5 separate regions of the Homo sapiens genome follow, and regions 1, 2, 3 and 4 are each linked to region 5. A link is a loop called in an ENCODE intact Hi-C map of the cell type or tissue named here. Cell type or tissue: PC-9. All regions are shown on one strand. Links, peaks and the distances in the headings refer to the core of each region. The heading gives the core; the rest is flanking DNA.

Region 1 (6,544 bases), core at 880-5,879, 1.2 Mb before region 5:
CCTGTATGACCCATACGCCTGTCAAGATACAGAACATGACCGTGATTCCAGACAGTTCCTTTGCTTCTTTTCTCAGGAATCTTCTCTCTCAAGACTGATCTGGTTTCTTTCATTGCTAGCTAATCCTTTAATTATTGTAGAATTTTGTTCTAGTTTCTTATTTAGAAAATCAATTGTTATATTGGCATAGATTACTTTTTTTCAGTTTGTGCTGCCTAGAGTCTTAAAGATCTTTGGAGGTGGCTGGGGAGCCACTACCAGAGGATTGGAAGAAGGGGTGAAAGAGGATCTCAGATATTTTAGACACTTTCCCAACCCCTCCTTCAAGTGGAGTAGTTCCCTCTCTGAACTCTTTTATAAACTGGAATTCCATGTGGGGTTTGGTTTTAAAAGGGGGCTCTACCAGGTGCCTATGAATAGTGGATTGGATAAAGAAAATGTGGCACATATACACCATGGAATACAACTCAGCCATAACAAAGAATGATATCATATCCTTTGCAGCAACATAAATGCAGCTGGAGGCCATTATTCTAAGTGAATTAACACAGAAACAGAAAACCAAATACCACACGTTCCCACTTCTAAGAGAGAGCTAAACATTGGGTAGACATAGACACAAAGATGCGAACAATAAACACTGAGGATTCCAAAAAGCAGGGAGGGAGGAAGGGGAACACGTGTTGAAAACCTGCCCATTGGGTACTATGTTCACTACTTGTGTGTCAAGAACATTAGAAGCCCAAACCTCAGCATCATTCAGTAGACCCATGTAACGAACCTATACAAATACTTCCTAAATCAACAAATTTTAAATAAAAAGGTGTTCTACTTATTTTAAAAATTTATCTGACATAGGTCATTGTGCCAAAAACAACTACAATGTTTCAGTTAAACTATTATATAATCTGACTCTTGAAATGACAGTTAAGACTTCCTAAGATCCAAGGGAGGAAGTAATGGTTGGCAGCTGTGCAGAATGAAGGCTAATGAAATGAGGTGGCCCCACATTGAAGCCAGCAGCAACAGGACTTGGGAAAGCAATTCCTCAGTGGGGGTAGCCTTCCCTGAATGTGTCTTTGAAGTCACGTAGAGGAATTTGTTAATGATGCTCGTGCATTTTCTGCTATGTTTTCTCTATTTCTCTTGTAAGGTGACCATTTTGACTGTTTCAGGTCAATCTTGTGCCTTAAAATCAACTGGACTCAGGAACTGGCCAGAATCACTTACGAAAATATCTAAGTTTGGAATTGTCCTATTTTCTCCCCCAAATGCAAGTTCATTGTTTTGTGAATTACAACCTAAGGTCTATCTGTGCTAGGAGGTTTTGCTTTAATAGTAGAAACTGTAAATTATATACACTACAAATGTTCTCATATTTTCTGTCTTCTCATTATGGAAGACATTATGCCAATTACTCAAGGATCTAGAACCAGAAATACCATTTGATCCAGCAATCTCATTACTGGGCATATACCCAAAGGAGTATGAATCATTCTACTATAAAGACATATGTTTATTGCAGCATTATTTACAATAGCAAACACATGGAACCAACCCAAATGCCCATTAATGATAGACTGGATAAAGGAAGTGTGGTACATATACATCATGGAATACTATGCAGCCATAAAAAGGAATGAGATCATGTTCTTTGCAGGGACATGGATGAAGCTGGAAGCCATCATCTTCAGCAAACTAACACAGGAACAGAAAGCCAAACACCGCATGTTCTCACCATAAGTGGGAGCTGAACATTGAGAACACATGGACAGAGTGGGAAACAACACACACCAGGGCCTTTTGAGGAGTAGGGGGTGAGGGGAGGGAACGTAGAGGACAGGTCAATAGGTGCAGCAAACCACCGTGGCACACGTATACCTATGTAACAAACCTGCACGTTCTGCACATGTATCATGGTTTTTTTGTTTTAGAAGAAATAAAGAAAAAAAAGTTCTCATATTTAAGATAGGTCAATAGAAGAAACTATCTTTAGAATACAATTTATTTTTCTGAATTATCTGCTACTAGCTAAGTTTTATAAAGGGCCCATTAGAGAAGCATCTTTGTTGGTTGGTTGTTTTGATGCTGTATTCCTTTATTTCCCCCCAAAAAAGGGCATACATAATAATATTTTATATTTATATCTTGATTTACAGTGTGTAAAATGTCACATCGGTTTGTCATAACAACCCTGCAAAATATGTATTATAATGTCTATTTTAAAGATGAATAAAGTGAGATGCTGTGAGGTTGAGTGACCTGGTCACAAAGGTAGAGAGCACTAGAGGTCATACTCGTCCTAATATCTAAATCATTAGTATAGGCCGGGGGCGGTGGCTCATGCCTGTAATCCCAGCACTTTGGGAAGCTGAGACAGGCAGATCACCTGAGGTCAGGAGTTCAAGACCAGCCTGGCCAACATGGCAAAAACCCATCTCTACCAAAAAATACAAAAATTAGCCAGACGTGGTGGCGGGCACCCATAATCACAGTCACTCGGGAAGCTGAAGCATGAGAGCCACTTGAAGCAGGGAGGCAGAGGCTACAGAGAGCCGAAATCGCGCCACTGCATTATAGCCTGGGTGACAGAGTGAACTCTGTCTCAAAATAATAATAATAAATTAATTAATTAAAATAAATAAATCACTAGTATATGTCATATATCCAGGACCTAGTATCATTTACCTGCATTCTTTAAAAAGTACTGATGTGTTAAAAGACAATGAGTAGATAACTGTTCTTAATGCTAGACCTCAGTCTTACCCCACTTACTATTGTCTTGCAATGAAATTAAAATATTTAAAAATTTTAAAAGAATGTTTCCATGCAGAAAGGAGACAAAATCATTCCTCAAAACTTGAGAAAGTTCCAGGCAAAGGGAAATGATTAATTTCTCTTAAAGCAGATCAGGTCTTTCATCTTGGCAAATTACTCTGAATTAGAAGTCTTCCCTAGATTGTAGATCAAACTTAACAAGGCTCGCTGAACTAAGAAAAGGCATATTTGACTGCATGGTGAGAAAAGTAAAAAATAAAAGACAAAGGCTCCTGCGAAAAATCTCCCTGCAAATGCCTGTAATACACACAGTGAACAAGCCAAGCTTTGCTAACACATGTGCCCAGCCTGATCATTGGCGCCTGATGAAGTGGCATATTATAAGCGAGGATTGAGAATATAATTTTTAAACAAATAATCACTTAACTGAATGCACCATTACTTAGAATATACACTTCCTATCAAAGAAGAAAGAGCATTTAGTCACACATGAGGAGCACCAATGCTGGAAGGGAATAGAGTCTAGCAGAGCATAACATTGCAATCCTGGGGGCAAATTGGAGCCATAAATCTGGATGAGTCACTGAGGGCCTGAATTCCTACAGCTATCACAGATGAGGGTAAAGAGGAGAATAAACAGCAGAGAAAACAGATGACAAAGGGTGAGACTGGGCAGCTGGACAAAAGGCTGCACACGTTGTTAGGACCCCGGGAAGCCACAGGAGGGCAGCAGAAGCAAGTGGCACAGACGTAAGTTACAGAGCGTCCTTTCAGGAAGGGTGCATTTTAAAACATATCAATCTGTCACAGAATCTAGACTTCAAACCGCTGGAAGTTAGTGGAGTATTTCTTAATGGCTCTTATGCCATTAAACTGAACCCAAAACAATGTTTATATGCAATCTAAAGATTCAAAGGATTAGGTAGGAGAAGTGAGTCTGGTGAAGGGATTTTCTGAGCAGGGAAGACAGAAGGTGCATTCTTCCTTTCATTATTTTCTCATTGTCTGCCATCATGGGTAGAGTATTCATGGACCAGTAACTAAGAATTCAGGACAGAGGCTGTGGCCTTTCTTAGAAGTAGTGGCAAGCAGGCAGCTAAAGATATGCTAACAACCTCAATCAGAATGTAGAATGAATGAAAAGTGTATCTGAGGAAATTGACAATTGATTGACGAGACTCCTTAATTGCTCATTAAAATTATACCTGGGGAGCTACAATGAGGGTCCCTCCAGAAAGGACCCTCTTAGCCACTTCTTGTGCTCCCATGAGTTTTTAATAATTGTATGAATAAAAGAGCATAGATTTTTGCTTAATCACATTTCTTTTCAAAAAGGAAAGTGAGAATCTATTACTGAAAAAGAAAATACCATTCCAGCATGCCATCTAAGTAGTGCCCAAAACAGACCTGTCATTATGTTAAGAGCTAATTTTGACCTATGGATGAACTTCTTTACTTCAATTTAAGGATAGAAAGCTCAACTTTTAAGGATATGGGTGAATCTGCCCTATAATGTTGGGACAGTGAGTAGGAAAATACTTATTTTGTTCAGGGAATGTATTCTTTTCACCCTTTCCCCTTGAGGCTTGAATTTGCTTTTTCATCTTTATAAAAATCTGATAAATTATCAAAATAAAATAGGCATTAACCAAGAATTCCCTTTCTAGGAAATGATTCCAAAAATTAATCAGATGCAAAAAGTGATGTATGTTCAAGGATGTTTTGAGGAATGGATGTCCTATTTACGTTTGAGAAAATGGAAAATAACCTCACATTTTTATAATAATAATAACAATAACAAATCTTTATTGAATATTAACTTTGTACCAGATCCTACTAAGCCCTCTTACTTGTTTCTCACAACAAGCCTAGCAGGTAGGTGTTATTACTATACCCATTTTGGAGATGAGAAAGCCATGCCTCCAAAAGGTTAAGCAACTTGCTGAAGGTCACACATCTAATACAAATTGGAGTGGGGATTTTGGTTCCAGAACCCATAGATTTAACATCTATATTATATATCTTCTTTTTATATAACAGAATGATTAAATATATTTGGGTACATCCTCATAATAGGATATTTTCCAAAATTAAACATCGTGATTTTTGAAAAATAGTAATGCAAAATGAAAAACAATATAATGTTAAGTGAATAAATCAGGATACAAAATAGTAGGTGCAGTATGATTTCAATTGCGTAAGATTCAAAAGAAAAATACATGTGAACATGTTCAAAGTGAACATGTTTCTGGATGGTATATTGAAATTCTTGTCTTTTCATCTTTTCGTATTTTCTAGTTCTTTATATGAGCATACTTTGCTTCTATAATTATGAAGTTATTGTGTAGCAGATGCACAGTGAAGAGAACTTTTGCATTTTTATTCTGTAAGAAAATTTGACATAATGAATGCTGTAGTTTGGATATGGTTTGTTTGTCCCCACCAAATCTCTTGTTTGAATTTGATCCTCAATGTTGGAGGTGGGGCACAATGGAAGGTGTTTGGGTCAGGGGGTGAATCCCTCATGAACAGATTAATGCCCTCCCTCTGGGGCGAGTGAGTTCTCACTCTATTAGTTTCCATGACAGCTGGTTGTTGAAAAGAGCCTGGCACCTCACCTCTCTCTCTCTTGCTTCCTTTCTCTGCAAACCTGTGATCTCTGCACAAGTCAGTTTCCCTTCACCTTCCACCATGAGTAGAAACAGCCTGAGGCCTTCACCAGATGCAGATGCCCAATCTCAAACTTTTTCAGCCATCAGGACTGTGAGCCAAATAGTCCCTTTTTATTTACAAATTACCCATCCTCGGATATTCCTGCACAGCAATACAAAATGGACCAAGACAATGAACTTGACAGTTGCTTAGGAATTTGTAGGCAAATTTGCATGAGTCCAAACATTTGGTGGGAGGTGAGGAACAAGAATCTGACTCCTATCAGTAATTCATAGCTACTGAAACTTGTTGGGGAGAATTATGGTGGCTTAACTAAGTAGCAGTAAAATGTGATTGAGGCCCGTAAATAAAATCACCATGAGGGTGGAAAAGAGCTGGGGTTAGCGGTTGACCCCTGCAATTGTGAACCTTCCCATAGAGACAGTATGTCCCAGTTAGGATGCCTTTGCCTATGAATGACACAATACCCAGCTAAAATTGGCATAGGTAATAAGTATATTACTTTCCATGAGAAGCTCAGAGGCACAGTGGTTCCAGATTTGGTTCAGCAAACTAATATGCGCAATGAAGCCAGATCCTTCCAGTCTTTTCTCTCACCATTCTCAGCATGTTGACAACCTCTCCCCTCATTGTCTCATAATGGTGGCAGTAGTTCCAGGCATCACTTGGAGATTTGACCACATTCAATGTGTATGGAAAGTTGTTTTTCCTCCCATGCATTTCTTCTTACTAAGAAAAACCTTTTCCTGAAGCCCCTGATATATTTCCCATTGTTCTCTATCAGGTAGGATTATATACTAGCAAGAGAGTAGGAAAGGGGAATGGCTTTTGGGTAGGCAACATCCATTATCTGCACAAGTTGTTCTGGGTGATGCAGGGAATAGTAGAACTTCACCTGGTCCTTCAGGTGAAGGAGCTGTGTATTCAAGCATTGTAAATTGGGAGCCCCAGACAGATTTGACATGGAGCACCTTGGATGCATGTAGCAATGACTGGGAATGGGAATCAGGGACCAACCTCCTGAATGAGATAAAGGTCAATCATCCTGAGACTTCCGGGTATTACAGGAGAGAAGGCGCTGGTGGGATTCAAG
Region 2 (6,544 bases), core at 489-5,488, 380 kb after region 5:
CTTATCTATTTACCAAAAGATATAATATCTGTTTACCAGTATGTATAGTTCTTATCTATTTACCAATATTTGTAGTATATTAAATATTACTATAATTTCTGGGAAAACCTGATAATCAAATATGTAGGAACTCCCTAATTGCAAATTTTGTCACTCTAGTCTTTTCAGGTTAAAGGATCACTTTTTTCTCTCTTTCACATTATACAATGTTAGGAGAGCCCCCTGCTGTCCAAAGTAAAATTCTAATTTCAGAAAATTTAAATAAATGGAGCACAATGCCTGCCCTCTCCTCACCCAGTTTATCCTCTTAGTATCACTGCTCTTGGAACTAATAGGGGAAGATTTAAGATTAGAGAGAATTAGAAAAAAGCTGTGAAAAACAGGCTTTGACTTGGGAGGGAAAAAAAAGTCAGACTCCTAGTTAGATAGATCTCAGATGCCCAATCACCCCAACACACACACACACACACACACACACACACACACACACACACAGACACACACGCTTCAGCCTCTACCCAACATTTCTAACCCTTCACTTCTCATTTGCATTTTGCAATGCTCCACTGTCTGAGATCCGTTAGGTTGAAATGAACCAGAAACTCAGGGGATGAGAGCCCAGCAATCTGTGTTTTAATAAGCCCACCAGAGGATTCTGATGCATGCCAAAGTTTGAGAAACACTAATTTACAACATTACCTCTTCTGATGAAATGAGAGATTTCATTTCAGAGGCACACAATCTAAATGTTCATAAGTGACTCAAGGAGTTTGTTACAAATCCAGATAGATTTGCAGGCCCCACCTCACCCTCAGATATTTTGATTCAGTAAGTCTACAGTAGGATCCAGAAATCTGTATTGAACAAGCACCACCGGTGATTCCAATGCAAGTTAATGGAAGGACCATACTTCCTAAGTCACTAATATAGTGAGTGGGGTGGGTAATTCTAGAGCATGGAGCACATTAGGAATATGTTAGACTTGAGTGGGAAACCACAAGGTGGGAAGCATTAAAGATAGCATGGGAGTCCTGGTTCCTTGGGAGAAGGGTGCAGAAAAGGAAGCTGGCACTGGCCAAATATAAATTGTTCTTGTTTTAAAATATTTTGCCTGGGTTTTGTTCTGCTTCATAAAAACAAAAGACCCTACTTCCTTCTCATCTCTATTACTGCATGGCTCCTTTCTACAGGCCCCAGAAATCAGGCTACAGTTATTGTGAAAGTCATTATGGTTTAATTGAACTTTTGTTGACTAGTCAGAGAAACTAACCATCATATATGATCATTTTTATGGGAATGTGTTCCTATAGAACAAATATTTAAAAGAAACTTTTGGAACATAACCCTTTTATAAGTTGGGAATTGGCTGATTTTATTTAATTTTTCATAATTTTGTCTTGAACTTATGGATATGCCAAATAGTGAGTAGGGAAGAGTTTTACCGTGAGTGGCTGCCAAATTAAAGTTTAATTTGATTTAAACTTTAGAATATGTAATCACTGATATATATAACCCTAAGTCTTACTGAGTATATAGTAGTCTTTTTATTGCTTGCTGTCCCACAATATACAATAAATGGCAGCTGCATACATTAATGTACAGAGTATGCATTATATATCTATATCAATACTGAATACATCACACATGCACAATGTATTATATAACTGTCTCATATGCATATATTACAGGTACTTTATATAATATAGAATGCATATGTATAACCAATTTAGGAACAAGCAGTATCATGAGATGTTACGTGGCAGTACACTCTGTTTTTAAGAGTTTGGCCCTGAAGAGATTAGAAATATATGAACATTGAGTCCAATTATTCACACAACTATTCAAAACAGTATTTTGGGGAAAAACATATGTTCAAAACCTCTCCTCAAAGAATATCCCAAAACTTCAGTGCTAAATGAAACCACGATCAAATGCTAGATTCTGAACAGCAAATATGGTCTGTGGATTCCAAAGTGGATCAGATAAGAGTGGACCAAGCTAAAGCCACTCCCTCACCTGCCCTGCAAAAAACAATTTAAAGCAACTTTATCTCCAAAGGGGGAAAAAATCATATTATTCTAAAACAGCAACCCAAAATGATTAGCCTGAAATACTTCCTCTATGTGCCCCATGTAGAACTCTGATTTTTTACCTCCTCTTATAAACCTGCTTCCCACAATACTTCCAAGGAAGCAGATAAGAAAAGAGCCCTCCACTAACTAGGCTGAGCTTTCTCTGTTTAGGGAGAAGGTGGGTGTTGCTCAATAGGAAGAAACCCTATATTCCTGATTTACCTGGCCAACCCAACCCATCCTCCCCTGGGGATGTTTCTGGCAACCCCTTTCTTCTTGGACTGCATCCAGCTAATACCCCATGTGAGAAACAACTGCCACTTTACGCTGATCACACTCCTTAGCATTCCCAACTTAAGTTCTGTTATGAGTGTTAAGGGTCCCCAGGTGGATATTTTACCATGGAATCTGCATTTTTTTCCCTTGGTCTTTTGAAACATCCATAAACACCTAATAACTTTTCTTACCAGAAATACTGCAGCAATTGTTTAAAAAAAAAAAAAAGCCAGCAACCTCTAATGCAATTTAGCGCTTTGGGACATCCCTCTTCTGCCTCCATTGCACCCTTCCAAATACAGCCCTTCAACAGCTAAGGCTATGCCAAAAGTTTGTCGGGCCAACCAAACAAAACAAAAACTCAGGGCATTTAGGTAGTAAATACCATATTTCTCAAGAACACTCCCAGGAAAGCCTTGATAACTTTCAGCAAAAGCAAAAGCACTCCCTTGTAAGATGAAAATGAATAGTGATTCAGAGATGAAGTAGATCTTTTCATTCCAAAAGTAGATGTAACTGGGAATTAAAAGCCCTCTAAGGCCAAGGAGGGTAAAGCCCAAGAACTCAGCTTTTCAGCACAAGCAAAAGATGACCATCTCCACTGCCTCCAAGTGGCGGTTAGTTCTTGCTGCAGAGCACCAGCACCACCTCGTGTGCAAAAGCGTTTTCTTTTGTTTCCTCGAGAACCACTAGAAGCCTACAGTCTCTGCATTCTGAATCACAGTCTTTACCAGATTTTCAGAAGAGGCTGCAGGCAGAGAAAGCCCAAAAAGACTGTTCCTGCCTCTGGCCAGAAGGTGAAATCTTGGGAATTATCTGTAAGCACTATGTCCAGTATAGTCTTTAGCACGTTGTAACTATTTGTTTACTCACTTGACACCCCACTGACCCTGAACTCACAGAAAGAAGAGACTTTCTTCTATCTTTTTATTCCCAGAGTATCCCAGCCCTTGGCACAGAGTTGGCACATGGTAGAGATTTAACAAATACCTGATATATGAAAAGGATTCAGTAGAATTTTTAGGTGGGAAAACAAATTAGATCTAACATCAATACCAAACATCTTCCTCCAAATAGCTCTGCAGATTACATTGTAAAATTTACCTTTAGAATTTGATCAAATACAAGAAATGAAACCAACTTTGAGACACAAAAGTGCATTGATGTGTCTGGAAATTTCAATGAAAAATTAAGTGATTTCTAATTGACTTGCCTGAAGGATGAATTATGAAAGCGAGCATTTCTGAAAATAGGTAACAAAGCCCTAATACTCAAACTTGCCAGAATTATCCTACAAATTCTCATACACCTAAATACATGTCATATATTAGTACAGCTTTAGAAATAATTTGGGCAATCTTATGATAATAAAACAATCTAAGAGCACTTATAACTACTCAGCTTCTTTCTAGGAGTCCTATGTAATGCTCTAACATTCAGAAAGTAAGTAAAACTGAATTATTAAAAGCCACCCAATGTGGAGTTTTGCCTGATACAACAAAAAAATTACAGCCAATTCACGCACACCCTTCATCTGTCAAGAACCACAGCAGTGAATTCAGCAAGCCAAGAAAACTTTAATAAAATTACACAGGCCTCAGCATCCAAGAGCAGTCTCTCCATCCAAAACTTACAAATTCCAAGGCCAGAGAACAGTGTGACTAATCCTAACGAAAATAAAAACCAGCTGCCTGAAGCACTGTAATAAGTATATATAAAAATTTAAGAACAATGTGATTTAAGTAGGGATAGAACAAGGCACAGAACATAATAGTAAAGAGAGGTCAGTCTGAGAATAACTCCAACCTACTTCTGACTCTCAAAGTTCTGCTTTAACAACAGTTCAGAGAAAACGCTCTCTGATGTAGTGATTTCTGACCAAAAAATTTTCAAAGGTAACAATCATTCCTATTGGGATTCAATAATAAAAATCATGTAGGTGCCATCATTATAAAGCCCTGAATACTGAAACAGCTACACCAAAGTCCTGGGGGAAAAGTGAATATATTTCATCATGGATGAAAATCACAGTTTTCATCTGTTTAACACACTCTTTAGTCCATAAAGTATATGAGATTTTTATGGTGGCCCTCTGTGCTTCTAACATAATTATGATTTTCCTTTTTAAAGGTGCCAATTAAATCTTAGAAAATAGGTGTCATTTTAGAGTTTCAAGAGGAAGAAAATAAAAAGGAAATATTAAGTCTTAGAAAACAGTTGTGTCTGAAAACTTAATTTTTTTGTAATGGGCGTTTATACAGTTCACACTGAGACTTTTTATACATTCACAATGAGATATCACAGTGAAAAAAGGCAGTACTAAGATACCTGGTAATACCAGCAATGCCAACCTAAAATAAATACTCAGAGTTCCAACAACAACTGTGGGGAAACTTTGTGTCTATTTTCTTTTAATATTTGCAAATTGAGGGCACACTAGAAATGCTAAGGTGCTACGTGGACATTTGTGTTTGTTAATTGTCAGAGCAGCCCCAAGAATTACAGTGAAATAACTAACCCCCTCCTTTCTCAGATGAGGAGGGCAGGATACAGGGAATTCAGAATACCTTATTAGGATCACACCAGGCACGACTGAAACTGGCAGGTGGAGAGCCTGCGTTTCAGTCAAGTTGAGGGTCTTTCATGTAGCTGGCACTCTGCTAGGCACTGTGATATGAAAACAGAATGCCACAATCCCTGCCCACAAGCCTTGGAATCTAATCGGGAAGAAAAGATACGCTTATTAAACATGTATGAGCCAGGGGGCATGATACACACTTACAAAGCACTTCCAATCTCTTGTGTCTCTGAAGGTACAGCTGCACTTCGTCACCACCATCAGAATTAAATGGGACTGATTGTCCAGATGAAACAGCACAACTGAAAGTTGAGGCATTTACATGGTTCCTGATTAAACCCGCTGAAGAGCAAAGAAATTCCTTCAGCACTCAATGGGTTTCAGGGAATAAGGATATTCTCTAACTCCATGGTTCCTAAATGTGTGTACATAAGGAACCATAAGGGTTCTATTAATGTCTACTAAGAGATTGCTGTAGGCTAGGCCTGTGTTAAGCTCATTACATATATTACCTCATTTAATCCTCATTACAAACAAGAAACTGAGAGTTAACTTGCCCAAAGTCACTGCTAGGAAATGGTGGCAACAGGACTAGAAGACAAGCCTTAGACCCCAGACCCCATGTTCACAGTGCAGTGGGTCTCCACCCTGGCTGTACATTGTACATTTGTATCACCTAGGGAGCTTAAAAAAAAAAAAACTTGGCTGGGTATGGTGGCTCATGCCTGTAATCCCAACAGTTTAAGAGGCCAAGGTGGGAGAATCGCTTTAGCCAGGAGTTCGAGACCAGTCTAGGCAACAAAGTAAGACTGCCCCCAACCCCCATCTCTAAAAAAAATAGAAAAAATTAGCTGGGTGTGGTGGCATACACCTGTAGTCCCAGCTACTCAGGAGGCTGAGGTGGGAAGACTGCTTGAGCCCAGAAGGTTGAAGCTGCAGTGAGCCATGATCGTGCCACTGCAATCCAACCTGGGCGAGACAGCAAGACTCTGTCTCAAAAAAAAAAAAAAAAGTGCCAATTTCTACACCAAACCCAAAGAATCAGAATCTCTGGGAATAAAGCCAGAGTACTGGCTATTGTTTTTAAGTACTTCCCCGGGGACTTCCAATGTGCAGCCAGCTCTGAAACCACAGCTATTTCATGCACTCAGAGACTCTGAAATAGGGTCTGGCTAATTAAACAATCAGCCCAGGTGATTCTAATACACGGGGTCCATAGTCACAGTCTGAGAAAAACTCATCTAGGGCAGTGGCTCGCAAACTCTAGCATGCATCAAAATTACCCGGAAGGCTTACTGAACCAGTTTGCTGGGCCAACCTCCAGAATTCCTGATTCAGGATGTAAAGGGTAGGGCCTAAAATATGCATTTCTAATAAATCCCCAGGTGATCTTGATGATGCTGGTACCGGGAGACCACACTTTGAGAATCACTTTGATTTTCTGAAAAATCACAGAGGGAAAAGACAGGTAGATAAATGATTATTTGAGTATCTATGTAGGTATCTCTATTACACATTTATAGGAATTTGTTTATTCTTTCTCTTTTTTTTTTTTTTTTTTTTTGAGACAGAGTTTTGTTCTGGTCACCCAGGCTGAAGTACAATGGCTCAATCTTGG
Region 3 (6,305 bases), core at 1-5,000, 680 kb before region 5:
TAGCTCTTAACCTAACAACCTGACCATGTTTATCCATTTTTATTGTTTAGAAGTTTATTTACTGATACTTGGTGGAGGTTGTGTGAATTAGTTAAATTTTAAATGTTTAAGACTTCTATTAACAGCTGCAAAATATGAAAGTAAGTGCACTCACTTTTCCTGTAGTAGTCTGTCTTTTGAATTCACAGCAGTTGTATCCTTGAGTTACTTTGTTAATGTATTTTTCTCAGTACATTTAACCACTGGGAAATGAACCCTTGTACGAATGTGTTTCTTCTTCTCTGTAGGAATAAAAAATAAATATAAAAATTTTATTTGTATTGCACACATTTGGGGGGTTATTAGTGTTCATTAAAATTCTGAGTTGCCCAAAGAATCCTCAATTGAGTAATTGTATAATCGGGGTAGAGTAGGGAGGGGTGTCATGTGTCTGATTACTAGGACTATATCTTCTGGTCCACTTGGGGCCATTTTTACAATCATTTTTTTCATATGTCCTGTTCTAGCAGAAAAGTATATATGCAAAAGAAGAAATTACAATTACAAGGCCTCACGGGCAAATAATTTCCACAATACTTAATATGTATCTGCATTTTTAATTTGCTTTGGTAAAAATAAGACTAGAACAACTTATAGCCACTGTAGTTGCTAATTTTACTAAATAATTTGTTAAAACGTGGTCATAAGAAATTTAAAAATCAACCCTTGTCTTTGTTAAGTTTTGACTTAGGCCCTTGTAGCACATCACAATCCTTATCACTACAGTGTATGGTACTTTTGCTAACCAGTCCTGAAGAGGTAATTTAAAAGTCAAAATACAGGTTGAATATCTCATATTCAAAAATGCTTGAGACCAGAAGTGTTTCGAATTTCGGGTATTTTCAGATTTTGGAATATTTGCATTATACTTACAGTTCAGTATCCGTAATCCTAAAATCTGAAATCTTAAATTCTCAAAGAGGATTTTCTTTGAGCGTCATATTGGTGCTGAAAAAGCTTTGAGTTTTGGAGCACTTTGGATTTTTGGATTTTCAGACCAGGGATACTAAATCTGTGTTTTCTTGATTAATTTGGGTCAGTTAGTTGATAAATTTAATAACTACCTTGTTATATATTTGTCTAAAACTATTAGTTTGCGAGACTATTGCACATTGAAGCCATCTGGAGAGATTTAAAAAAATAATGCCTGGGCCCCACACCCAGAGATTCATGTTGAATTGGTCTGTGTTTGAGCACAGGGATTTTTTTTTTTTTTTCTTTTTTTTTTTTTGAGACAGTGTCTCGCTCTGTCACCCAGGCTGAAAGTGCAGTGATGCGATCTCGGCTCACTGCAACCTCCACCTCCTGGGTTCAAGTGATTCTCATGCCTCAGCCTCCCAAGCAGCTGGGATTATAGGTGCCCGCCATGACACCCAGCTAATTTTTGTATTTGTAGTAGAAATGGGGTTTCACCCTGTTGGTCAGGCTGGTCTTGCACTCCTGACCTCAAGTGATCTGCTCACCTCAGCCTCCCAAAGTACTGGGATTAGAGGCATGGGCCACCACACCCAGCTGAGCACAGGGGTTTTTTAAAATCTCCAGGTGATTCTAATGTTTGAGAACCACTGATCTAAACTCCTCCTATTTCAGATCTTAATTTTTCCAAGAGACAAGTACTAGGCAAATGATTTTCTTTCTTCTCACTGAAATTTTGATTCTGCTTTAATTATAAGGAGGTGTTTTTCTAGACTTAATCAAAATGTAGATGATTGTATCAAGCCCCTCATCACAATAACAGAGATAACTTTGACAGTTATATACATTGATTTTTTTAATGTTTCTTTTAAAGTACCTCATCCTAAAAATGTCTTCCATAGCCCATGTATCAATATATTTGGTTAATACACAAATTATTTATGTAACCTAACATAATATATGATGTAATACTCAAGGACTTTTGTAATTTTAAGACAAAATTCTTTTTACTTTAAAAATAACTGTACTAAGTTACTGTTTAGCTTACATATACACTAAGAATTAACTTATTTACCTTTGATTTACAAGAAATAAAATTAAGGCAAAAAGTAAGTTTTTAGTAATTAGTTTTCAGGAAGAAGTCTGGCCTTTAATGTTCTGACAAGCCTATTCCACACTTGCTGGTTGGTTCCCCCAGCAGATCTCCACTCAGCCTTGCTACTTGGCAGTTCTTGACCAGCTTATGTCTGTGCTTCTCCTTTGGGAAGATATCCCTGTGTACTCCAACATCCAATAAGACACAGCTTTACCCTCTGATAGCCACTTTCTAGAAGGAATCCAATGTATTTTCATCAGCTCTTCAATTGTCTTGTTTCTCACAGGGTATGCACTTTAAGGTTCAGGGCCTGGAGTTTATTCAACTTTGTCACTGTAACATCTGCTCCAGTGTCAGGCTCCAAAGTGCCCAATGTTAATGAAGCTAGTGCAGTGATCCTGGAGAGGGCAGGACCTGCAGGGCTGCAGTGACTATCATGGCCAGAAGAGGACAGTAGAGGGGTGCTGAACTGAGATAAGGGCTTCTCCAGAAGTCCTGTGGCAGAACCCATTCAACAGGGAACATTCAAAAGCTGGGAGGTTACAGGTGGCTCAGAGATGGCCAAGGACTTGAATAGTAAATTCAGATTTTACTATCACCTCTCCAGGAGGGTGGTAGGTTTCAGGGATCTGATGAGTGCCTAATATGGGTCTGGTGTTTTATAACTCCTGTTAGTTTTATCAGTGGTATTTTACAACTGGGGAGACTGAGGAGTGGAGGTTAGATAACATGTAAGAAGCAGAGCTTAGCTGGCATGGTGGCTCACACCTGTAGGGAGCTGAAGGCCTGTGGGATGTGACCAACTCAGCATTCCGCTGGAGGCTATATGACCAAACAGCAAACTGTTTATCATGAACGCAGGATGTGAGCAAACTCACACTGCCTTGCCACCAAAAGGTTTGCTGAGGGCCTCACTCCCTGGCACTGGGTTCCTTGAAGTTACCTATTGAGAAATCTAGTGCCTATTGTTCTAAGAATGCAGTCTTACAAGCCTGCTGTGAATCAAGCTGCTGGCGGACAATCACCCCCGACCCCCCACACACCTCACTATCTCTTTTGCTTAATAAATACAGAGGGCTGTGTAAAGTTCAGGGCACTTGTCCACTAGAGGCAAGGTGCCCCCTGACCCCTTCTTCCAAATATACTCTCTTGTCTTTGTCTTTTATTCCCGCGTTCGCCCCGCTTTGTTTAGTCCAATAGGTCCATGGCACACACATATAATCCCAGCACTTTAGGAGGCTGAGGCAGGAGGATTGCTTGAGCTCAGGAGGTCAAGACCAGCCTGGTCAACATGGCATAACCTCGTCTCCAAAATACACACACACACACACACACACACACACACACACACACTGCAGCCAGGCACAGTGGCACGTGCCTGTAGTCCCTGCTACTTGGGAGACTGAGGTGAGAGGATTGCTTGAGACTGGGAGGCAGAGGTTGCAGTCCAACCTGGGCAACAGGGTGAGAGGCCCTGTCTCAAAAAAAAAAAAAAAAAAAAGAGAGAAAAGCAAGTAATCCTGGCTGCTATGGTCTGAGAGTTTGTGTCTCCTCCAAAATTCCTATGTTGAAACAATCTCCAGTGTGTATTAGGTGTGGCCTTTGGGAGGTGATTAGGTCTTGGGATTCGTGCCCTTATCAAAGAGGCCCCAAAGTGCTGCCTTACCCCTTAAATGATTTGAGGACACAATGAGGAAGCACCATTCTATGAACCAGAAAGTGGGCCCTCAGCAGAAGCCAAACCTGCCAGTGCCTTGATCTTGGACTTCCCAGCCTCCAGAACTGTGATAAATAAATTCGTGTTATTTATAAGCTACCCAGTGTACAGAATGTTATGGTAGCCCGAACGAACTAAGACAGTGCCTGGCTCCATTGCTATAGCAAGTTCTGCATAAACAGCCTCTGCTTATTCTCATTTGGGTGGTCTTTTTATTTACACACTGCCAGTCTCTACTTGTCATAGATTATCCATCAGACCTCAAAATATATGAAAAAGGAAATATGATATTAGTAATTCAGTGAAACTTTCTCTAAGAGTCTATTTAAATTTGTTGCAACACAAAGATTCCATCGGGTTTCAGATAAAAACAGAAGATTAATTCATGTGAAGACAGTGCCCTTGACACTTACAGATGATTTAGCTCTCAAAATTTTGCTTGATCTATAGTTGGAAGGAATGGTCTGGCCTAGCAAAGGAAATACAAATAGAAGCAAGGCCCACAAAGGATCCTTTATGCATTCGTACATCATAAGTATCACCAGGCTCATCATGATCACCAGGCAGGACCATCAAAATGACTTTGCAGCTAAGAGGGTTTACCCACAAAGTTCTTCATTGGCCACTGAAACGTTATTTCTTCTGTCAAGCAATGCCCCAGAACACAGGTTTTCCCAAATACTGGAATGTTTTTAATCTTATCACTATCCCTCTTTTTACATTTATTTTAAGACAGGGTCTCACTCTGTCATCCAGGCTGGAGTGCAGTGGCACAATCATGGCTAACTGCAGGCTCGACCTCCCAGGCTCAAGCAATTCTCCCATCTCAACCTTCCGAGTAGCTGAGGCAGAGGCACTACCATACCCTGCTAACTTTAAAATTATTTTTGTAGAGACAGGGTCTCATTATGTTGCTCAGGCTGGTCTCGAACACTTGGTCTCAAGCAATCCTCCTGCCTCAGCCTCCCAAAGTGCTGGGATTATAACCATGAGTCACTGCATGCAGCTCTTTTTACTTTTATCCCATTTTACTTTCTACATCCTACCTTCAAAATTGCTTATCTAGTGATTATGCTCTTTAAAATTAAGCCTTGATAAGCACAAATAGATTTGTACACTTGCCAGATGACAGTATTCTTGTTTCATCACTCCATCTCTCTTCTAAACTCTGTTCTCTTTCCTTCTCCCAAGCTCCCTCTACCCCCACATCCCATCTTCCCAGATGATTCTGTCACTGGGACCTCTGGGCTGTACCTGTGCAAGGACTCACCTTCAATTCTCACCACTGCCCTAATCTGGAGAGTTCTGTGGCTATGTCTAACATGACATTATTGTGGGGATTGAGGATGAAGCTGATACGCCTCTGGAGAGACTGGACTGCTTGCTCATGAGTCAAGCATGTTAGATATGATGTGTTAACATCTCAGAAGCCCCCGCAGCCATCACTAGATTTTTCTGAGAAGGTAACAGTTGCTATTTTTAATGCTAAACTCAGTTCAGGAAGAAAATGTAAAATTATATTCAACTTCTGTTTAAGAAGACTAAAAAATGTGTAAAAGAGTTTAAAAAGCCTTCTCTGGAAAAATGTTTAAAATAAACTTTTTAAAAAAATTATAAAGAAGATTTAGTTATCTAGAAAATTCTCTTAGGTGAAAGGCAGAATTGGATAACACTACAAGAGTATTCAACCCCAAATAAGTATCAATGTTCAATTGAATGTTTGTGGCATAATTGGGGATAACTAAGTCACTTAGTTGACACGTTTTTTCTTCTTTTGATGTTACCAGCTATATAGTAAAATAGCAGGAAGTCCCATGTTACCAAAGCTCTAAGCTGTTGCTTACTAAGAAGGTCCATTGGTGATTCCTGTTCCACAAGCAAACGCAGCCCTTCAAGACTCCCTCGTAGCCATGTACTGACATGCTGCATTTTTTCATCTCTTTCACGCAGCTTGTCTGTTAGATTGTTTATGTCTTGCAAGGTCTCTTCACCATTGTCCACCAAGATCTAAAGAAATGGCATTTTAGGCTGTGTCAATATAAATTGCTACAACATAAATAAATACACATTCTAAGTGGATCATGTCCAAAAAAAAATATTATATATGCATAATTGGTATCAGTCATAAAAATAAGTGCTTGTGTACACAGCCAATTCACAAAGTTCTGTACATAATCTTGGAAAAATGGATTATGAAGTGAGAAGAATAATGGAATGCTCACTGAACTCAAATTTTTAAGTGGATAATGGTAGCCATGGTGGTGGCAGCATAAAAAGCTAGTTTCACCCTCAGAGAAGCACAGAGCTGAAGAGATTCAGCCTAACAGAAGGAACTTTGGAATCAGGCAGGATCTGGGTTGTAAATTCCCATACGTTCATGAACTGTTTGGTCTTGGACAAGTTACATAAACCCTCTGGGCCTCCGCAGCTCCATGTGAAAAAGACATTTTAACGCTTTCCTAGTCCAGTGTTTTAATACTTAAATGAGGATTATGTGTAAACTTTAAATACTTAGAAAGTGGCAGAGCCAGGATTTTG
Region 4 (6,544 bases), core at 724-5,723, 300 kb after region 5:
TGAAAAAAAAAATTATAAGATTTTCTGAAGTCGTATGCAAAACAGGATATATTTCGTAACGACCTTTTCAATATAGCATTCTTCACAGGAACATGTGGGCAGAGCCAGAACTGGAAGACGAGAGGCCCCCTTGAGCCCATGGCGACATTCCCAGCCCCTTCCCGGGCCAAGCCCAACGAGCGCTTCAGAAATCGTTGTTGAGTCGGGGCACGACTTGAAGTTTTGGGGATGGGGTGGGAAGCACCCGCATAACCGCTTATGCGTGGGATTGCAACAAGCATCCGGATCTTCCAGGGTTCACGGACACCCAGATTTCTCCACAGGATATGCCCTTTAAAGTAAACGCTCTGAATATGTCCCTTGGTGGCGTGTGTACAACCACGTGTAGCAAAATTCTAACGAAAGCCCTTCCCCAACACCCGGGTAAACCTAGAGAAACAGTGCGATTTCGCATTTACGAATTTACCACGAAGAATAAAAAAATTGGAGGTTTTCACAGAACAGCCAATTCGCATTACGGCATACGCCTGAGGCGGGGTTCCTGTCTACCGTGCCCCTCAGAGCCCAGGAACCACAGCCCGTGCGCCTCCCGCAGTGGGAGTTCGCCGGCCGACTCCCACCCTCACAGCCTCCTGTCCTGGCTTCCCCTCGCCCGAGGCTGCAACACCGCATCCCCCCCATCCCCCGCCGCGCCCTCAGCCTCGGGCCGCACCAACCCAGGGGATAAGGCGACTCCGGTCGCTCTGAGGGGCAGGGCCAGCCAGCCCCCTCCCACCCACGCACACGCTCCCCCTCAGAGCCGCCGGCCCAGAGAAAAACCGCCACATGCAGCTCCCTTCCACACGCACCTAAACAGCTCCTCTGGACCCGAACGCCCACACCCTCCCTCCCTGGGGTCCCAAACTCCACTCAGGACGCCACAGCGGATCCTAACTACAAACGGTCCCCGGAGCCCTGGGCTGGACTCGCTCAGCCCCGCCCCCACGCCCCTGGTACCAGCCCTGAGAGACCCCGCGGAGCACGCCGCGGGAGCCGCAGATCGCGCTGAAGAGCAGCGAGATCGCGCTCTGGACGAGACCTGCGCGGCTGCAACCGCTCCTTCTTCGCGGGTGGAAGCGCGGAATAAGCCCCGTAAAACCACAGAAGTGGGTGCTGGAGTTAGAGGACCCTCAAAGAAGTAGAGACCTGTCAGAGACTCTCCTGTTTTCTTGAAGACAAGTGTTTTTTAAAGCCTATTTATTCCTCTTGTAACAAGTTTTTAAAAATATTTTGGAGTACAACAATAAAATTGATATTAACTTTTAACAAGAGTAAAAAATACTCAATTCAATAATCAAAATTCAATTCTGAATTCAGCATTTTTCAAAACATCTTAAAAAGCAAGCACAACTCAAATACATATTAGTTGAATGGACATTTTGAGACTGACTCATTTGCTCAGTTTCAAATAAAGTACATTTTCTGCCCAAAATGCTGTCTTTAGGTAATTTATGCTCTTAGGCTTTGTCTGCCTATCCAAAGTGAAATAAAGAGTGTAAACAAAATCATTAAGCAGTTCAGTCCTCCAAAGTGCCTCAATCCTTTGTATATTTCTCGTAGAAATGTTTTTAACCGTAAATGATCACAATAATTGTCTCAAGTCACCAAAACCTAAGCTGTTTCACGGAATATTTAAGTGAAAAAGAAGGTTTCAGAAGTTTTTCTTCCTTAAGTGCCTCAGATCAGATATGCATAACCAATTTTATTATAGTGTGCTGTCATATTGCTCACTAGTTGGTATTAATATTCAACAAAACTAACATGTTTTGATAATGTAACAATTTAGCAGATTTATTCTTTTGTGTGTGTGTGAAAAATCTTTTACTTAGTTTTTCCAGCTTTATTGAGGCATAATTGACAAATAAAAATTGTATTTACCACGTACATGATATTTGGACGTATACATACATTGTGAAATGATCACCACGATCAAGTTAATTTGTATAACACATCCATCACCTCATATAATCATTTTTGGGTGTGTGTGGTGAGAACCTTTAAGATCTACTCTCTTAGCAAGTTTCAAGGACACAATACAGTATTATTAACTATAGTCACCATGCTGTACATTAGATCTCCAGAACTTATTCAATCTGCCTAACTGAAACTTCGTACCCTTTGACCAACATATTTCCTCATTCCCACCTCCTCCCTCCCCCAGCCACTGGCAACCACCATTCTACTCTCTGCTTCTATGGGCTCAGCTTTTTCAGATTCCACCTACAAGTGAAGTCATATAGTATTTGTCTTTCTGTGCCTGACTTACTTCAATTAGCATAATGTCCCACAGGCTCATCCATCATCCATGTGGTCACAAATGACAAGATTCCTTCTCTGTTAAAGCTGAATAAAAGTCCGTGTGTGTGTGTGTGTGTGTGTTTATCCATTCATTGACAAATGAATGGATAGGTTGAGTATATATCTTGGCTATTGTGAATAATGTTGCAGTGAACATGAGAGCACAGACATCTGTTCCACAAAGTGATTTTATATTCTTTGGATATGTATTCAAAAGTGGGATTGCTGGGTCTTATGATAGTTCTATTTTTAAATTTTGAGAAGTCTCTTCACTGTTTCCCTAATGGCGGTACCCATTTGCATTCCCGCAAAGAGTGTACAACTTTTCCTTTTTTCCATATCCTTGTCAACACTTGTTGCCTTTTTTATCATAGTCATTCTAACAGGTGTGACGTATCCTATTGTGGTTTTGATTTGCATTTCGCTATGATTATTGACGTTCAGCATTTCTTTATATATCTGTTGGCGATTTGCACATCTTCTTTTGAGCAATGTCTATTCAGGTCCTTTGCCCATTTTTAATCAGATTGTTTGTTTTCTTGCTTAGTTGAGTTCCTTATTTAGATATTAACCCAAATTTACTCTTATTACATTTGTTTATATTTATTAACTACTTCTTTTTAGGAAAACATAGGAAAGCAAATATAAAGTGTAAATCTATTTTGTCTTACTGGCACTACATTGCTATGACTGTCAAGAAAATTTAGTAGGTAAAAAGTTAGTCTACTTCAATTTAACACTAGATTTTCTTATGAAAATTTGTAGAAATCTAGAAACACCACCTTACTGAGATCTGAAAATCAATTTATTTGCATTTAAATTCACATCTATACATATCCTAATTACCCTCATAAAAATATACCTAAGTTCTACCAACACCACTACCATCTATCTTATTCCATTCCAAAATTTTCTTCTGGAAAAGCAATGAAGATGCTCCATCTACTGGAGAGTTTTAAATAAATTTTATTTCCCTCTCTCCCTATTCCCTCTCACTCCAGTGAATTACAGTGCTCCATTTGAAAAATTATAGAACTTTGACTCAGATAAACATTTATCTTAACAAATCATTTTCTGGGAAAGTACTCCCACAAGATAAAATTTTCCTTATCTATTATTGACACCTTTGCCTCTTGATCCATAATCAACAATCTGAAGAAATCCATTACTTAAACCTGCTGCTCATTCTAATTGCACGGTATTCCTTTTCTTCCTTTTATTGCTTAATTTATCTAATAGGAAGCTTGTGTTTCCTACCTACAATTCCTCTCCACTCATTTCCTAATTGACCTTTTCAATTTAACTACTATCTCCATCACATTTAACTACTTTCTCAGGTAATCAAGACAACATTTTAATTCCAAATCTTATGGTCTTTTCTCAGTCTTATCCTCCTCCCTTCCTTTTTTTCTTACTCTCTTCCATACTTGGTTCCATTTAAACTCTCTGCAATCCTGACTTCCAAGACACTACTCTCTTCTGGTTCTCCCACCTCTCCTATCTGCCCCTCAGATTTCATCTTCTATTTCTTTCCCCCTCACCATCACCATGGACTCTAACCAAGATTTTTTTCCTTAACTCTACCCTTTTCTTTTTTGGGGGTCATGCATCCATAGTAACTTCAATTATCACACCTGTGCTTATGAGTCCCAAATCTTTACTTCCAGTCCTATCCTATTATCAGGGAGTTATCCAAATATTTATCTTTATATGCTTTCCATCAATCTTGATTTAACCTGATCTAAATCCAAAGTCATCTCCCATAAATAATTATTCACAAAGTCTTGCTGATTTTTTCTTTGATATTTTCTTTGTATGCATCCAGTCAACTCTATAAACAATCTTTGCAGTCAGGCAGATATGGATTTAACTTCTGGATCTGTCATTTGTTAAGTCAAAACTTTGGGCAAGTTTCTAATCCAAGCTTTCGTTTCCTCACATATAAAGTGGAAATTGTAATAACTCCAACATCATGGAATAGTTATGAAGATTAAATAAAATAATTTCTATAAAGCCCCTAATATAATGCCCAGCACATAGTATATAGAAAATATAGAAGACATTGGAATGAAACTTCTTCAAATTCCAGCTATCAAACATATGATCCTACTTAAATCTTCATTAATCTATCCTCCTTCTGTTCTGTTACAATAGTGGAACTCTCTCTCCTCTTACCTAAAGCCAATTCCTCCACCTGTATTTGAGTACCATCTCCTCTTACCTCCTCAGAAGCGTTAAAATATCAAATATGCCTTTTCTCTTATGTGTATTCAATCTCTTCCATTTAATTGGATCCCTCTCATCAGCTTTAAACATGGTCAAGTCTATACCAGAAAATGAAAGAGAGAGAATCTTCCCTAGACATTAAAGGTTTTATGAGTCAACATCATATTTCTCTCACAGCCAACCTGATTTCTAAACAGTTGTCTAAACTCACAGTCTCCCTCCTCTTTTCTTACTCCAATCTGCCTTCCAATGCCATTATGCCATAAAATTTGTTCTAAGATGACAATGACCTCATGACACTGAATCCAATGAACATGTTTCAGTCATTAACTGACCTGACCTCTGCATTATCACTTTTCCTTCTTAAAACACCGCAGTAGCTGCATGATTTTTCTCCCATCTCTCATAATTTTCTCTATCTTCTCTTTCAGCCTCCTCTCCTTCCACTCAGCCATTAAATGTTGTAAATCTCAGATTCAGTCCTAGGCCTTTTTTCATCTGTACTCCATGTGCATGGTTTCTAATGCAACCACTATACAGGTGACTCACAATGTGTATCTCTAGCCTAGACCTCTAGTATCAATCCAAGTCAGTAATTGCAAACAACAGAAATTAATTCTGGCTGATTTAAGCAAAGGTGAAATTTGTTTGAAGAATACTGGGACCAGGCATGGTGGCTCACACCTGTAATCCCAGGACTTTGGGAGGTCAGGGCACAAGGATTGCTTGAGCCCAGGAGTTCAAGACCAGCCTGGGAAACACAGAGAAAACCCATCTCTATAAATAAATAAATGAATAAATAAATAAATAAATAAATAAATAAATAAATAGGTGCACACCTGTAGTCCTAACTACTTGGGAGGCTGGGGCGGGAAGATCACTTGAGCCCAGGAATTCAAGGCTGTGGCGAGCTATGATCGCACCACTGCACTCCAGCTTAGGCAACAGAATAAGATCCTGCCTCTAAAAAATAATAATAAAGTAAAAAATTTTAAAAATGTTACTGTGTAACACAAAACTCCCCAGAATAGCTAGAGAACCAGACTCATGTGCTATACAGCAAGAAGCAAAAACCAAACTCATACCACAGATTTGGTAGTCGAGACACCATCACTACAACCAAGCACTGAGGACTGCAGCTCACATCACTATCATGAGCACTACCACAACTGCCCTACAAACTCTATCTTACTTTAACTGTCACCTATTAACAGATAGGATTCTTTCTAGGGCACACTTGCTGGTGTCACTCATTCCAATTCAAAATCTTGGGTAGATATATTTCATTAAAGAAGCCTATGACACATAAATCTCTTCTTCCTCCCAGACTGTTAGGGTAAAATACTTTCCAAACATAAGAATTGGATTTAAATGCTGGGCAGTCAAAAGGAAAAGCAACTGTTCATGACACCTATCCTGAGTTCCAGACCCACGTATCTAATTGCTGACGTGATAAGCTATCTTAGTCCATCCTGCACTATAACAAAACACCACTACCTAGATAATTCATAAATAATAGAAATTTATTTCTCACAGTTTTTGAGGTCAGTAAGTCCAACACTGAGGCACTGGCAGATTCAGTGTCTGGTAAGGGCACACTCTTTGCTTCCAAAATGGTGTCTTGTTGCTGTCCTCCGGAGAGGACAAATGCTATGTCCCAACATGGTGAAGAGGACAAAGTCTTTCCCTCAAGCCCTTTTATAGGCACTAATACTAAGCCCTCATCACGCCTCTTAATACTATTACATTAGGGATTAAGTTTCAACATGAATTGTGGAGGGACACAAACATTCAAACCACAGCACAAGCTCAAACACAGCTCATGTATTTCCCCCACTAATGCTGACCTCCTTCATCCTTTTCATTAATGAGACCAGAATCTATTTGTGCATACCAGAAACCTAGACCGTGACAACCTTCCTCTCCTATCATCCCCCACATCAAATCCATCATAAATCCTACCAATTTTTCCTCTTAAATA
Region 5 (6,544 bases), core at 1,005-6,004:
GGCCATACTTTCTTGTTTCTTTGCATGCTTTATAATTTTTTGTCAAAAATGGAAACTTAAAAGCAAGATAAAGAACAGTATTATAATATTTATTTAATAAACTCTTCTATAGCCAGGTATTTTTCTGCATGTTTTACAAATATGAAATCGTTTAGTCTTCTGAACAATCCTGTGAGATAGTGTTGTTATTATGTTCATTTTACAAGTGAGAAAACTGAGGGATAGAGAAGTTAATGTCATTGCAGCTAGTAAATGGCAGGGCTGGGATTTGTAGGAGGTGGAACTCTAGAATCTGTGCTTTTTCTCACTGTGCTGTATTTCATCTCTGTAGCTAGAGATTACTCTTTTTTTCCATTTATTCTTTATCATGGTAAAATATACATAACAAAATTTACCATTTTAACTATTTTTAAATATACAATTCAATGGCCTTAAGTATAATCAAATTGTTGTGCAAATGTGATCCAAATTTGCAAACATTTTTTCATTATCTCAAACTGAAACTCTGTACCCATTAAACAATAACTCCCTATCATCTTCCCCTGGCCCTGGTAACCACTATTCTACTTTCTTTCTCTATGAATGTGAGTATTCCAGGTACCTCACATATATGAAATCATATAATATTTGTCCTTTGATGTCTAGCTTATTTCATTTAGCATAATATCCTCGAGGTTCATTCATGTCGTAGCATGTTTTGGAATTTCATTGCTTTTTTAAGGCTGAATAATATTCCTATATATGTATATTCTACATTTTGTTTATCCATTCATCTGTCAATAGAAATTTCAGTTGTTTCCACCTTTTAATGAATAATACTATGAATATTGGTGAATATTTGTGTGACAGAAAGATAAATATTGTATACTCTTAGTCATATGTGGCAGCCAGAAAAGTAAGCTCATAAAAGTAGAGAGTAGAATTATGGTTCTTAGAGGCTGGGGAGAGTAGGGGCAAGAGAATGACAGAGAGAGGTTGGTTAACAGACACAAAATTACAGCTAGATAGGAGGAATAAATTATCGTGCTCTATAGTACTATAAGAACTATATTCTGAATATGGTTAATAATAATGTATTAATTATTCAAAAAACTAAAAGAGAGGATTTTGAATATTCCCCACACAAAAAATGATAAATGTTTGAGGTGATGGATATATTAATTACCCTGATTTGATCATTGCACATTGCATACATGTATTGAAATATTATTCTGTATCCCATAAATATGTACAATTACTACATGTCAGCTAAAAAGGAAAAATATTTGTGTAAGTTCCTGCTTTCAGTTCTTTTGGGTATAGATCCAGAAGTGTAATTACTGGATTATATTATAATTCTATGCTTAACTTTTTAAAGAACTGCTATGTTGTATTTCACAGTGGCTGTATCATTTTACAGCCCCATGAACAACACATAAGGGTTTCAATTTCTCTACATTACTAGCCACACTTGTTATTTTCTAGTTTTTGATAGTAACCATCCTAATGGATGTAAGATGGTATCTCATTATGGTTTTGATTTGCATTTTCCTAATAATTAGTGATGTTGAGCATCTTTTCATGTGTTTATTGCCCATTTCTACATCTGCTTTGAAGAAATGCTGTATCAAGCCCTTTGCCTATATTTGAGCTGTTTTATGTGTGTGCTGTTGTTGTTGTTGTTTTGCTATTGTGAAGTTATAAGAATTCTTTATATATTTTGAATATTAATCCATTATCAGATATATGATTTGCAAATATTTTCTTCCATTTGCTGGTTACATTTTTACTCTGTTTGATAGCTTACCACTTTAGTTCCCTTTTTCTTCATTCAGTATTCACTTTTGGAGATGTAAATTTTTTTGTCTGTTTTACAGAATTCTCACAAACTTGATTCTGAGAGTTTTTGCTTCAGTTTTTGATTTTTCTGTGGAGAGACATGCTCTGGGAGCTACCTACTCTACCATTTTTGCTGACATTACTCTAGCTGCCTTTTTCTGTAAATAAAGTTTTATAGGAACACATTTTTGCCCACTCATTGTTATACTGTCCATGGCTGCTGTGTTAGGTATCTCCTGACATGGATCCCTCTCCCTTAATATTCACGTCCTTATGCAATTCTCCTGTTTCAATGGGGGCTGGATCTAGTCACTTGCTTCTAACAAATACAATAGAGCAAAAGTGATGGGAAACTGGATATGGTTGCATGCATCTGTAGTCCCAGCTACTGAGGAGGCTGAGGTGGGAGGATTTCTTGAGTCAGGTAGTTCAAGGCTATAGTGCACTATGATAACACCACTGAATAGCCACTACACTTCAGCCTGGGAAACATAACAAGACCCCATCTCGGGGAAAAAAATGATGGGGTGTCATTTCTGTGGTTCAATTTGAAAAGACTGTGACCTCCTCTTGCTATTATTCTCTCACTCTCGCCTTCTCAGCTTGCAAGCATGGATGCAGCAAGCTGCCATGTGTGCAAGGCCCACAGGCAAGGAACTGAAAGTGGCCTCTACTAACAAGGAATCAAGGCTCTCACTCAAACACTCTATGAATCCAATCAACAACCACATAAGTGAGCTTCAAATCAGATCTTTTCCCAGTTGAGCCTTCTTAAGAGACCATACGGCTGGCCTACACCTTGATTATAGCCTTGTGAGAGACCATGAAGCAGAGAACCCTGCTAGTTTATGCCAGGATTTTGAACCACAGAAACTGAGATAATAAATGTGTGCTATTTTATGCCACCAAACTTTGGGTAAATTGTTACAAGGTATAGACAACTGATACAGCTGTTTTTGCATGACAACACTAGAGTTGATTATTGTTACAGGGACCATATGATTCATAAAGAATAATATATTTACTATCTGGCTTTTTACAGAAAAAGTTCTGTGTGAGAATGCAAGCAAGGAGGCTGGCAGGTATAGTCTTCCATGACTCAGAAAGGAGGGAAGAACCAGCTCCACGAGCACTAGTAACTAGATGAGCTACATGAGCACTAGACAATTACTGCCCTCTGATGTCCTGATGTACATCAAATGTCTATTTTGAACTCAAACTGCTTTCTTGGTATGACATCAGAACTTCTTCTTAAGTGTATAAAAGTTGAAGGCTCAGGAGAGCCAGTGATATATGTGTTCTCCCACACCACTCACAATCTGGTCCCCTTTATTTCCTGGAAAGTCCTGCAAAGGCTTTGGAATGAGACTACTTCAGTGATTCTGATGAGGAGTAAGACTTGGAAATTACCACTTTAAACTTCCCCAGAAAATCTCTTTTACAGAATTAATGTGCTTAACATACTGGTTCACAGAATAAGTGCTTCTTAAAGCAAAAGGGAATTTACCCTCTATCTGGGCCAAATGTGTCATTTTCTAGGTGAGAAAAATGAGGCTCGGAGAGCTTAAAAGGCTTTCTAAAGGCCACAGAGCCCCAGGTTTAAAGGAAAAGTGAAAGCAGATTCATTAATTCTCACCCCAGGGCATTTAAAAACTATTATTTAATTCAGTCTTTGAGCAAATTATCACAAGATCTGATTCAATTAAATGTGAATTTATATGATTTTACTGCATTAAGAATCATCTGATCTGCATGTTGGTTGAACAATTTACGTCAAGAAAAGTCTTTTATTACTTAATTTGCATTTTCTACCGAAGGCACCCATAAATAAGTCAGCATCGCCCTCTACTGGATGATTTGTATTTGTTACTCATTCGTTGCATCCAACATGATTTATGTAGAATTTTGGATATTTTTTCTTAATTTCAATGAAAGGTACATGAAAACCAGGACATTCCAGCTGTTTGGATATTCCCCTATGCCTATTAATCTGGTTGGATAACATTTTCCTCTTCCAAAAGAGGCCTTGATTTTCTAGTTTTGAGAATTATAAGTTTAAACAATGAATTCCAACATGTTAACAAAGAAGGAAAAGACAGAGTCAGAGAAACCAAGAGATGCAGATAGAGATGAGGAAAAGCTAGAGAGAGAGATATTAGAAGAGAGGGACAATTCTGGTCAGAGTGAAAGCAGACTGTTTTTCTACTTTGGCAGCTTCAAAAATAAACTCAAATAAATGCTTTCTTTGTGGCATCACTAGCTGCAGTTTTTATAATGCATATGCTAGTTCTAGCTCATGGAATAAACTTTTTATCTTCTTGAGACCACATTTAAGCTGTGAGCTGGGTTGACTACAATGATCGGTTCTTCTGCCTGTGAAAATGGTATGCTCCTATCAAAGCAGATTAAATTGTGGTTGGTTGGGAGTCAGCCAGCAAACTGTTAATAGCATTAAAACTGACTGAATTGCGGCTTAAATTTCGACATATAAGGTAAGAAAAAATAAACAGTAATAAAAAGATACCACTGCACACTTAGCTCTCACATTACAAAAAAAGAAGAATAACAAGTATAAATTAAATCATGTGATGTAAATTACTATAACAAGAACATCTAGTCGCAGTTGCAACAAGGCAAATGCAAATGCAAATGAGTGAGTCATCATTTCTGGGTTAAGCATCTGCAACCCAGACTCTTCAGCCCCGACCTCTATCATCTAGCCCAGAAACAGCTTCAGATCCTGGAAAGAATATGGGCTTTGGCATAGACACACCTGCATTCAAATTGCAGCTCTGCCACTGTGTGGCCTTGAGAAAAGCCTTGCTTTCCTTATCTGTAAGGTGGAGGTAATTGTATATAATTCATACAGTTTGGGAGAAATTAAATGAAATAAAGCATAGAAATCACTTAATACAGTATCTGCCATATATGGCTACTACACAACTCCAGGTGACACACACAGGCCATCATTTCCAAGCAACACATCCAAAACTCTCTCTCTCTCTACCTCTTCGTCCCTAATTACTACCCCCACTATTCACATGGTTGTCCAAGCCATAAGTTTGAGCACCACCCCAGATTCCATGTTCCTGCTCACCTCCATATATGCTTGCAAAACTTCTACTCTGTCTTCAAGACAGTTCAGGTGTCACCTCTCCTGGGAAGAATCTGGATTTCTTTGCCCCTCACAGACTAAGTTCTTGTTCTACTCCCATGTTCCCAAGCGCCCCATATATATGTCTATTAGACAGCTAGTTATACCATATTGTTGTGACTTGTTTCTCTTTCCCACTGGGCTGTAAGTACTTTTAGAACAGAGAATTATATATGATTCAAAGTTTTATCCCTAAGTTATATCAATGTACCTGCCACATGAAAATGCTGGAAAACATTTGTAGTATAAATGAATCAATGACCACATAAACGTGTTGGAGTTTCTTTTGTTTTATTTTAGCTATATGTATGTATTTGTTATTTATTTTTTAGAGACAGGGTCTTGCTGTGTCGCTGGGCTGGAGTGCAGTGGCCTCATCATAATTCACTGCAGCCTGGATCTCCTAGGCTCAAGCCATTCTCCCAGGTCAGCCTTCCCAGTAGCTGGGACTATAGGAGTATGTTACTACCCCCTGCTAATTATGTAAATTATATTTTTTGTAGCAACAGGATCTCATTACATTGCCCAGGCTGGTCTCAAACTCCTGGCCTCCAATCCTCCTACTTCGGCTTCTCAAAGCACTGGCATTACAGGCGTGTGTCATGGTGCCTGGCTTGGAGTTTCTTAAATGTTCATCTCATCCCTTTCCTCTATAGATTCTGAACCAATTGAACAACAGTCAGGAGTGATGTGAAGAATGCTACATGGGCTAGGTGAGATGGCTCACACCTGTAATCCCAGCACTTTGGGAGGTTGAGGTGGGAGGATCACTTGAGGTCAGGAGTTCGAGACCAGCCTGGCCAACATGGTGAAACCCCGCCTCTACTAAAAATACAAAAATTAGCTGGGCTTGGTGGCAGGCACCTGTAATCCCACCTACTCGGGAGGCTGAGGCACAAGAATCACTTGAACCTAGGAGGAGGCGGTTGCAGTCAGCTGGGAGCACACCACTGCACTCCAGCCTGGGTGATAGAGCAAGACTCCGTCTCAAAAAAAAAAAAAAAAAAAAAGAATGCTACATGGACCGGACCTTCAGGCAAGACCAGGCTTCCTATTCCTTCCCCCAGGTTTAGATTTCTTGACCCTGTAAATCAGCTAAGATTTGCTCAACAGCCGCATTCCCACTGGGGAAACAGCTACCTGCCCCATACCTACCAGCACGGAGTGAAAAACAAGCCTGCCTCTGGAAGCTTGTCATTGGACCTTGATCCAGCTGTGATTACCCCATAGAATCAGGAACAGAGGAAAAAAGATGCCCTTTGCAGGCAGGGCAGTTCTGAAAATGAGAATGCTTACATCAGTGCGGGTTGCTCCCTGCACAGGGTGCCAGCCAAGGAGCAGGTGGGGATTGAAATCCAGTCCACATTTCACTAGCCAAGCTATACTCACTGGTTTGAATCCATGTTACATAAAGATACCATCCGTCCATCAAGCCTTGTGGACAGAGGGCTGTGTCCACCCAGAGGGAGCACTTTTGTGTCATCTGTACAAAAGCTCCATGTGAACTCATGGGGTTCTTTTCCCCAAATCTCACCAATCAAATGAATCTTTTCTACTCCCTTGTAGAGGAAC

Evidence for each region. A loop is a pair of places that touch in the nucleus more often than their neighbours do. Peaks named below come from ENCODE experiments on the same cell type or tissue, not always from the same donor. Only the 100,000 strongest peaks of a DNase experiment are listed, where the experiment ranks them.
Region 1: it touches region 5 in a loop (9-fold over the local background); 3 of 110 quality-filtered maps call a loop at or near these places.
Region 2: it touches region 5 in a loop (5-fold over the local background); 53 of 110 quality-filtered maps call a loop at or near these places.
Region 3: a loop joins it to region 5, with 5 times the contacts of the local background. A loop is called at or near these places in 26 of 110 quality-filtered maps.
Region 4: a loop joins it to region 5, with 6 times the contacts of the local background. A loop is called at or near these places in 8 of 110 quality-filtered maps.

The regions. Positions count from the first base shown.
Region 1 is chr14:59,025,264-59,031,807 of GRCh38, forward strand. No RefSeq gene overlaps it. Among named protein-coding and RNA genes, the nearest start is that of DAAM1, 160 kb to the right of the region's middle. RefSeq lists a silencer at 3,469-3,518. In PC-9, for the core only: CTCF peaks have their summits at 3,501 (motif pointing right) and 3,703; a DNase peak (open chromatin) is centred at 3,368.
Region 2 is chr14:60,559,350-60,565,893 of GRCh38, forward strand. No RefSeq gene overlaps it. Among named protein-coding and RNA genes, the nearest start is that of SIX6, 53 kb to the left of the region's middle. In PC-9, for the core only: a CTCF peak has its summit at 2,959 (motif pointing left); a DNase peak (open chromatin) is centred at 3,002.
Region 3 is chr14:59,505,035-59,511,339 of GRCh38, forward strand. JKAMP (JNK1/MAPK8 associated membrane protein) reads left to right here. Exons shown (of 7, transcript NM_016475.5): 7 at 1-376. CCDC175 (coiled-coil domain containing 175) reads right to left here. Exons shown (of 20, transcript NM_001164399.2): 19 at 5,612-5,774; 20 at 33-281. The coding sequence ends at 205. It also overlaps a transcript of L3HYPDH not described here. Among named protein-coding and RNA genes, the nearest start is that of JKAMP, 24 kb to the left of the region's middle. In PC-9, for the core only: a CTCF peak has its summit at 2,509 (motif pointing right); no DNase peak of the experiment used is centred there.
Region 4 is chr14:60,485,097-60,491,640 of GRCh38, forward strand. It overlaps C14orf39 (chromosome 14 open reading frame 39), which reads right to left and starts at 967. Exons shown (of 18, transcript NM_174978.3): 1 at 849-967. In PC-9, for the core only: CTCF peaks have their summits at 3,268 (motif pointing left) and 3,471; no DNase peak of the experiment used is centred there.
Region 5 is chr14:60,180,864-60,187,407 of GRCh38, forward strand. No RefSeq gene overlaps it. Among named protein-coding and RNA genes, the nearest start is that of DHRS7, 19 kb to the left of the region's middle. In PC-9, for the core only: CTCF peaks have their summits at 3,642 (motif pointing left) and 3,842; a DNase peak (open chromatin) is centred at 3,668; H3K4me3 peaks cover 679 bases; H3K27ac peaks cover 383 bases.